Linked DNA regions of Homo sapiens: regions 1 and 3 are each linked to region 2. Evidence: chromatin contacts called from ENCODE Hi-C data. All regions are on one chromosome and are shown on one strand. Each heading gives the region's core, a stretch centred on a gene start or an enhancer-like site at or near the end of the contact. The rest is flanking DNA. Distances are from core to core; before and after follow the strand shown.

Region 1 (2,877 bases), core at 365-2,864, 5.3 Mb after region 2:
ATAACTAGTTTCCACAAGATTTCATTGTATTTTTTCCCTTATATCTTGTGCATTTGGGATTTTGTTTAAAAAGTCCTTCCCCAGTCACAAGTCACAAAGATATTCTCCTGCATATATTAACTTCATAGTTTTACCTTTCACATTCACAGTCTACCCTCTTAGGTGGAATAAATAGAGATCCAGTTTTATATTTCTTTTCATGGAGAGCCAAATTTCCCAATGCCATCTACTAAACAGCCCATTTCCCATTTTTTGTGGTGCAGGCCTGTAAACTCACCCATTTAACAAACAGTTGTTGAAGCCTGCCTCATACCAGTCTTGTGCTGGGTGTTGTTGAAAGCTTGAAGATACATGGCCCCTGCTCTCAGGGAGTTCACCCTCCTGTGGAGACACAGTCACATAAACAACTACAGTATTGTGATAAGTGCTAGCTTAGCTGTATAGGTAAGGTGCTCTGGGTTTCTAACTCATCTGCGAAAGTCAGAGAAGGTTTCATCGAAGTGACAAGAGTTAGGTCTTAGAGAAACAGAGCAAAATTGCAAATGCAGGGGGAAAGGTGAAAGTGGTCAGGGCTGGTTTCAGGTCCAGAGGAATTTCATGTGTCTCTAGGATGAGAGGTTAGAAGCCCTCCAACGATGTAGAGAGGTAGTGAGTCCTGTTTATGTAAGGGATAAAGGGACAGATGGAGTCATTTTCAGCCCGTCTGTGCTTGAAGTGGAGAAACAAACCCACCCTCGGAGGCACAGAGTTCCACCTACTCTGTGCCCCACCCCAGGGTTTAGGCTTGAGGAAGAGGAGGGGCTGGAATTAAACCATCAAGAAGAAAACATTTGCAGACTAATATTTACTATTTTGTGGGGGAGACCTCACTTCCCAGCCAGCTCCTTGAGATGGCTTCAGAAACCCCTACTTGCCCCACTCCAGAGATATAAATTCATTCCCTTCTGCAGACGCTGCTCCGGGATTGAGGGAAGGATGGAGTAGGAGGGGAAGAAGGCAAAAGGGTGGGAGAGGCTTCTAGTGTGGGAGAGGCTTCTAGTCGTTCTGGCTCCTGCTCCAGCTCGGGTTGGGTATGGCCATAGATCTGAACGTATGCAGAAAAAGCTAGGAGTGCTCAGGGATGGTCTGGGGCTCAAGGACCCGGGAAGGTGGTTGGGAATAGCTAACCAATTCACTTCAGGTGGGGAAATACTCGGCCAGACACGTGACCCAGGCGGCCATTTTCTCACACCCTGCTGTCGCCATCTTCCAGGCAGACAAAGACACCATCCCCCACCCTTGTCTGATTCGGGCGTGGTGACTGCCTGGTTATTGAGATTTGGGAGCACGCATATTTAACCCCAGACAGATGCCCGCAGACAAAATTTTGGCTTGCAAGTAAGGTATATGGCCGCACCAGTCGACCCGCCGCTTCTTCCCGGTCATTTCCCCGTCCTCCTTCTCCCTCCTCCGCTATTTCCTTAACTACGGGGCAGGCAGGAGGCGGGGCCAGCGTGGTCGCGAAGAAGGGACGGGCGGGCGTGAGCTGTCAGTCAGAAGCTCCGCCCCCCCCCCCCCCCCCCCGCGGAGACCGCACGGTGGGCGGAGTCGGGCGCCGCCGGCCTGGGATCCGGAAGTCGGAGCCTAGCTGCGCGAGAGTTTCTGCTCGCTCAACCGAGTTGTCGTGTTGCCCTCGCTTCTCAGATCCCCGCCGGAAGTGTAAGTAAGAAACTTCTCTCCTCTTTTCTCACAATGTGCGCTCACCTAGACGGCCGGGCAGTTAGGATCGTCTATTGGATGTGAAACCAGAGATGCCCGCCAACCTGGAATAGAGAGGTAAACAGCAGGATCCCTTCCAGGGTAGAAGGGACCGGAAGAGGGGCAGGGATCGCGGCACACGTGGAGACGCGCCGAATTGCCTTTTCGCGGAGTGGAGTTTGCCGGGAGAGGGGCATTGCCCCATCCCACCTAGAAAGGTGTAGACCCGGGACACACTGTGTAGAGAGGCACAAACTTCACTTGTGTGGTGAAGCGTTGATCGTCCTCAAGATAGTGAGGCTTCATTCTGCATTCACCTTGTATAGACAGGAGTCGACCCACCAAAGGCATGGGGGACATCCACCCCAACCGTGTAGAGACATCTCCCTCCACCCAGCTGAGCAGCGCAGACTTCTCCCGACTTAAGGCACTTCCTTGGCTTGGCTCTAGACAGCCGTCTCGAGGCACCTCCTCAGGACAGACAGAGGCTTTGATGTATCTGCCCCCATACCAGCATAGAGGAGCTTAGAAACATTTAATATACAGAGGGAGGGCACCTCCTCCCCATACGCGTAGACTCAGAGCCCTCAGTATCGCTCCCCAACTCACCCGTCCCCAAAGTGGTTGCAGTTACAGGCCTCAGCTTATGGACAACTAAGCCAATTGCCCCCTCCTCTTAGGTTAGAGTGAGTCCCCATTGTGGAGAATCAGACCTGATCCCTACTTCCGTAGCCCCCGTTTTACCGAATGTGTAATTTTTCGAAGCACCCAACATGCTTCGAAGCAAACAGGAACAGACCTTAATCCATGAAGAGACAGTCAGGTCTGCCCCTTGAGGGGCCGTGGGGGTAGAGGGGCTCAGATGTGTTCCTCTCCCTTTGAGGTAGACACAGATCATCCCCCTACCTCCCCCTACCTCCCCCAAAGATTTAGAATCACTAAATGTAGCAAGGGAGATACCCCACAGGAGCAGATATGCAGGTCTCCCTCCCTGTAATGTTGAGAGGGAGTGACATCGCTGATTACCTGGCAGTTCAGTGCGTATGGTCTCTCCCCTTTACCCAAGGTAGTGGAGCTCAGATCTGTTTCTCTCCACCCAGGGTAGAATCACAGACGCCCCCACCCCCAAGTATTAGGGCT
Region 2 (2,760 bases), core at 211-2,710:
AAGGTGAGACCCCAAAGGGAGAGCGAAAGGAGTTTACTAGATGGAAGCAGCAGAAGGAACAGCACTCTTGGGAGAGGGAACAGTAGAAGCAGAGATGGGGGGACAGAAAGAAGGGAGGTGAGGCCCCTGTGGGGTGTGGAGTGTCAGGTTGGGCAAGAAGGACAGGGCTTTGATTGTGATTCCATTAGTCAGAAGCTACCCATATGCCCAATCAACTTCTGGTAGCACACAGTCAGGTCAGTGTTTGCTGAGCTGAAATTTAAAAAAGTGAATCCTTCAGAAAGTTAAATTTCCTATTCGGCCATTCATTCAACAATAGTATCAAGTCCTGGAGAGTGCTTGCGGCTAACAATCAGGGGCATTCTTGGCTTGTGGCACTGCTCAAGAAAAGGTTGTAGTTGGGCAGGGAGGACCCAGTAAGTAACTAACTGCAACAGGACAGTCATTTTCACTTTCCTAGTTCACACACCAAGGTGTGGTCTAGGCCTTCAGGGGCTCTGGGTATTCCTGGGGCAATGGGGAGTCACGGAGGGTTAGGGAGAGGGTAACCCCATCCCTGAGAAGCACATTTTTCCTAATGGCTGCCTGCGTTCTATGGTTCTGCTGTCCGGCCACCCAATACCTCAGACTCTGTCTACACAGCGTCCTCCTCTCCAGCCTCCTTATTGGCTACTCATGCCTCCCTTCACACCACCTACACTGCCCCCGTCGGCTCTGCTTTTTTCCCCATCTTGCCTCCAAGTCCTCCCTCCGTCCCGCTGCACTATCTAGCCTCGGCATTGGCTCATCCCATACTAGTACTGTCCTTTGAGGTCTCTACGCCTTCACCCTGGCTCCCTCATTGGCTATCCGCCAGCTCTCGTCCTCGCTCCCGCCTTCAGCCTCCACCTCCATTGGCTCGGCTCCCTACACACCCGCCTCTTGGTCTCCTTTTAGCCTTCGTATTGGCTAGCTCCACCTTGGCACCACCCCTTCGAAGCCGCAGTGCACGCTCACAAGCCTCCCCATTGGCTCGCTGCAGCCATTGTCGTCATCCCACGCGTGGCTCTCCATTGGCTGTTCTCTCTCTCTAGCTACCGTTCCACCGCCTACGCAACCCGCGGGATCTCCCACTTTTTGGGCCTCTGCGTTCGTTCCCGGCTGCCCTCATCGCCTGTAGCCATTCCACTTTTCCCACCGCCCACATGCCTCTCTCGCTCAGACTTCCGCATTAGCTGTCTGCTTCTGTTTTCTTCATCATGGATTTCGCACCACCCCCATTCCGGCCTCTCCATTGATTCCTCGATCATCCCGCCCCCTACACCGCCCACTCCCGGGCATCCCCATTGGCTGCGTGCTTCTCCGGCTCTCAATTCGCTGTACGTCATCCGTGCATGGCTGCCCATTGGCCCTCTGCAATACTTGTCTTCATCTCACCGCCTATGCCCCCGTGAGCCGTACCCCTCCGCGCTGGCCTTCCCATTGGCTGCCCGCCCCTTCAGGCCCTGCCCCCGCCGGTCCCGCCGCCGGTGCCGTCGGTGCCGCCGCCGCCGCCGATATGGCGCGTACGGCCCCTGTGGAGCCCCCGCTGCGGCATTCCGCGCCCCCCTCGCCGGCCGCGGGTGAGCCCCGCACCTCGGTCGAGGCGGCGGTGGCCCCGCGGAGGGTGCTGTTCGCCGACGAGGCCTTGGGGCTGCCGCTGGCGCAGTTGCGCCGCTACCGGCCGTGGGGCGGGCCCGGGGCGGGCAAGATGGCGGCGGCGGCCGGGCAAGATGGCGGCGGCGGCGGCGGGGCCGACGAGGACGACGATGGCGAGGATGGGGATGAAGGGGAGGAGGAAGAGGAGGCTTGCCCCGAGCCCTCACCGCTGTGCCCCGTCCCCGCTGGCGGGGGGTTTTACCTGGTCCCCACATTTTCGCTGCCGCCCGCGCCGGGCCGTCTGGAGCGCTTGGGGCGCGTCATGGTGGAGCTGGAGGCGCTGCTGCCGCCTCCCGGAGCGGTCCCCGGGGGTGCCGGGGTGTGGGTGCCTGGGGGCCGCCCGCCGGTGCTGCGCGGGTTGGTACGCGTGCTGAACCGCTCCTTCGAGAAGGCGGTGCACGTGCGGGCCTCACACGACGGCTGGGCTTCCTTTTGCGACCACCCAGCGCGCTACGTCCCGCGCAGCCCGCCGTGGGCAGGAGCGGGAGGAACAGGAGCAGGAGATCCCATCCTGGATCCGGGGCTCGGCCTGGGTCCCGGCCAGGCATCCGCCTCCTCGCCCGACGACGGCGGCCGCACCGACCGCTTTGCCTTCCAGCTGCCCTTTGCTGAGGGCGCGGGCGATGGGGCGCGCCTCGACTTCGTGGTGCGCTATGAGACCCCTGAGGGCACTTTCTGGGCCAACAACCACGGCCGCAACTACACAGTCCTGCTCCGGATCGCACCCGCTCCCACACCCACTGATGCCGAAGGGCTGCCCCAGCAGCAGCAGCTGCCGCAGCTGGAGCCACAGCCCGAGTGCCAGGGTCCCGTGGAGGCTGAGGCCAGGCAGCTGAAGAGCTGCATGAAGCCGGTGAGGCGCAGGTAATGTCAGCCAGCGCCACCTCCGCCAACGCAGGGCTGTGTCTGGGATGGAGGACAAGCATTCCGGCCCAGGAACCCCTCAGGCCTGCTCTCCAGGACAGGGAGGAGGGTGCATTGAGTCAGTCAGTCAAAGAGTGATGGAGGTCAAACACGTGCTAGGCACTGTTTTAACTGGGGTTTTATTCCTCCATTTATTGAGTTCCACTGTAAAGCCCTGAA
Region 3 (2,839 bases), core at 331-2,830, 5.7 Mb after region 2:
TCAGTGTAAATGGGCATAATCCCTTACTGGAAAGCAATCTGGCAATATGAAGCAAGAGCAATAAAAATGTTCATTTCCTTTGTCCTAGTTATCGCACTCATGGGAGTCAATCCTGAGTCAATAACTCCCAAAGCATGAAGAAGCTCAGGACATGCAAATTTTTATTTTAATCACAGAGCTATTTTCTGATAGCAACAACTGGTAACCTTTTAAGTCCTCCAGGAGGAAAAGCAGTTTACTGCGTCTTTGCTGTAACCATTGAGGATGATGGCTCTAAGACTTAAATTCTGGGGAACAAATAATTATGCTGCAATTCTGGGTGAGGAACCTAAAGATGCATCGTTATGCTTTTCCCTGGACATTGGGCATATCCATTACTTCTAATTTTTGTGCTCTCAAAAACAAGCCATGAACCTGTCGATGCTCTTGCTATTATCCTTTGTTCATTCATTCACCTGACAAATATCTATTGCTTCCCAACATATGCTGTGTCCAGTATTAGGGGATGGGGCTAACAAGATGAACCAGACATGGTCATTGCTCTCAAGTTGCTGGCATTCTAATGGCAGCAGAAATAGAAGTCAATGATAGCTGTGTATTATAAGTACTGTGACAGAATGGACCATAGGGTGCCGTGGGGCCCCAGAGGAAAAGACTTAACTGGGGAGGTGTGTGGTCAGTAAAAACACTCAGAAAAGTAATTATTGAGCTAATTAAGACAGGGTGTGAATCCTGGCTCTACTACTTCAGTGTAAGAGAGAGTGAACTGTGAGAATGAAATGAATTCATTCGACGTCTCTAACTTAGCCTCCATGTCCCGAACTGGGTTGTCTTGAGAATGAAATGAGATAACATATACAGAAGAGCCATGGATGCATCCGGAGACAATGCTGCTCACGAGCTTACATTTCCTGGGCTTCGATTTCACTTATCTGAGAAACAGAACCAAGAGTAAGGATGTGTCCGGCTACATCCTTCAGAATGTTAAGAGCCAAGACAAAAGCTACAGGGCAGGCTTGAGACAGCCTCCTCCTCCTCCCCTCTGCCCCAATAAAGCCAAAGGCCCTCCTCCTAAGTCTTATCTCAGTGGAGCGACTCTTACTGCTCCCTCCTCCAACCATGAACTTCCCTTTGCCCAGTCCAACGCGAGCACTTAGCGCCAGCTATTCCTGGGGCGCAAGCGCTGCAGCCATCTGTGAACTTAGGTGGGCGGTCCGCCGCACTGAGGGCGGGGCTTTGGCAGCTGAGCAGTTCCGCTCAGGGTTCCGTCGCTTAAAAAGTGGCAAAATGCCGTTTGTAAGTAACCGGACGCACCACTTGGACTTCTGAGTAGAGGAAAAACGCATTGAGACTCAGCTGTCCGAGCGGAAGGAGCGGGAGCCCAACTGGAAACTCCTCTCGCCATTCATTGCCCCTAGGCTTCCGCTTTGCTTCCTTCAGCGTCCACCCAGTTCCTCCTCCCGCCAATGAGAGCTGAGGAAGTTGAAGCCCCCGCCCGACGTGCGTCAGGCGCTTTAGTGGTACGCACGAGAACGCCTGCGCAAACGCGCGCGGGAGGCGGGCCTGGCCAACTTCTGAACAGGAAGCAGTTCGCTCGCGCCTAGGTTGGCGCGGGCTGGGAGGTGTTCCAGCCCTTTAAGATGTTGCGCGTGGTGAGCTGGAACATCAATGGGATTCGGAGACCCCTGCAAGGGGTGGCAAATCAGGAACCCAGCAACTGTGCCGCCGTGGCCGTGGGGCGCATTTTGGACGAGCTGGATGCGGATATCGTCTGTCTCCAGGAAACCAAAGTGACCAGTGAGCGCTCTGGATTCCAGGATCCCTACATACTTTTTCTTTCCCGCTAACTTTTGTCCCCTGTCCCATGTAATTTTACTTTCCCAGTTTCCTATTCTTAGAGTCCTGTCCTTAGACCCAGGTCCCTTCCCTCTTAAACTTCCATTTCCCACCCTAGCTAGATCCCCTAATTGCACTCCATCTCCTGTCTTCAGCAAACTTTAGCTCCTTCTCGAAACCCCATATCTAGTCAGATTCCCACTCATTCTCCGGCCCCAAACTCAGTCCCCTGAATTTCCTCCTTCCATACGCTGTCCATCTCCCCGCCGCCAAGTCAAACCCCCGAATTCTTCATCCCTGCCCCAAGCTCAGATCCTCTAATTCCCACCCCATCTTTGACCCCAGCTCAGTCTAATTTCCTCTTTTTCACATTTCCACCTCAGAACCCCAGTACCCCTTATCTATTCCCATCTCTCCTCCCAGCGGAAAGTCCCTAATTCCCACCTCATTTCCCACCCCAAGCTTAGATGTCCTCTTATTTCTTCACCCTCTTATCTCCCCTCAGAATCCCCTAATTCCTTTTCCCTCCACCCCCAGTTCAGATCCCCTAATTCCCTCTCTCTTACCTCTCACCCTTAGCTCAGATTCCCACCATCCTCTCGTATGTCCATCCCCATCCCCAGCTTCCTCCTATCGTTCAGACCCCCAGGCTTAGCTCTGATTCTTTCCCCTTCCCACCTAATTCTCCACCTCCACTTCATAGTCTCTAACCGCCCCCCACCAAGCCTTCTAATTCTGATATCAATTTCCTCTCTGACATTTCCCATCTTTCTAGGTCCTCCTCTAATCATGGATATTTCATTCCCGTCACCCCCAACTCTGGCTCTGATGTGTGCAAGGAATTAGCCTACAACTGTAATTCCAGGCCTTTGTGTTTCTCGGATGCTAGTTTTACCTCTGACTTAATCTTACATTTTTTTTTTCCAGGGGATGCACTGACAGAGCCCCTGGCTATCGTTGAGGGTTATAACTCCTATTTCAGCTTCAGCCGCAACCGTAGCGG

Evidence for each region. Hi-C counts contacts between places; a loop is a spot of excess contacts on that map. Pooled maps may share reads with other maps.
Region 1: a pooled map shows a loop between it and region 2 (17-fold over the local background). The contact joins the promoter of GNL3L here to the promoter of PPP1R3F in region 2. A Hi-C loop is called at or near these places in 4 of 50 pooled maps.
Region 3: a pooled map shows a loop between it and region 2 (12-fold over the local background). The contact joins the promoter of APEX2 here to the promoter of PPP1R3F in region 2. A Hi-C loop is called at or near these places in 4 of 50 pooled maps.

Annotation. Positions count from the first base shown.
Region 1 is chrX:54,528,605-54,531,481 of GRCh38, forward strand. GNL3L (G protein nucleolar 3 like) reads left to right here and starts at 1,615. Exons shown (of 16, transcript NM_001184819.2): 1 at 1,615-1,815. RefSeq lists enhancers at 1,016-1,536, 1,191-1,240, 1,691-1,750, 1,761-2,020.
Region 2 is chrX:49,268,333-49,271,092 of GRCh38, forward strand. It overlaps PPP1R3F (protein phosphatase 1 regulatory subunit 3F), which reads left to right and starts at 1,461. Exons shown (of 4, transcript NM_033215.5): 1 at 1,461-2,541. The coding sequence starts at 1,538. RefSeq lists enhancers at 550-1,049, 747-796 and a silencer at 1,497-1,736.
Region 3 is chrX:54,998,783-55,001,621 of GRCh38, forward strand. APEX2 (apurinic/apyrimidinic endodeoxyribonuclease 2) reads left to right here and starts at 1,581. Exons shown (of 6, transcript NM_014481.4): 1 at 1,581-1,797; 2 at 2,764-2,839. The coding sequence starts at 1,641. It also overlaps a transcript of PFKFB1 not described here. RefSeq lists a silencer at 1,462-1,601.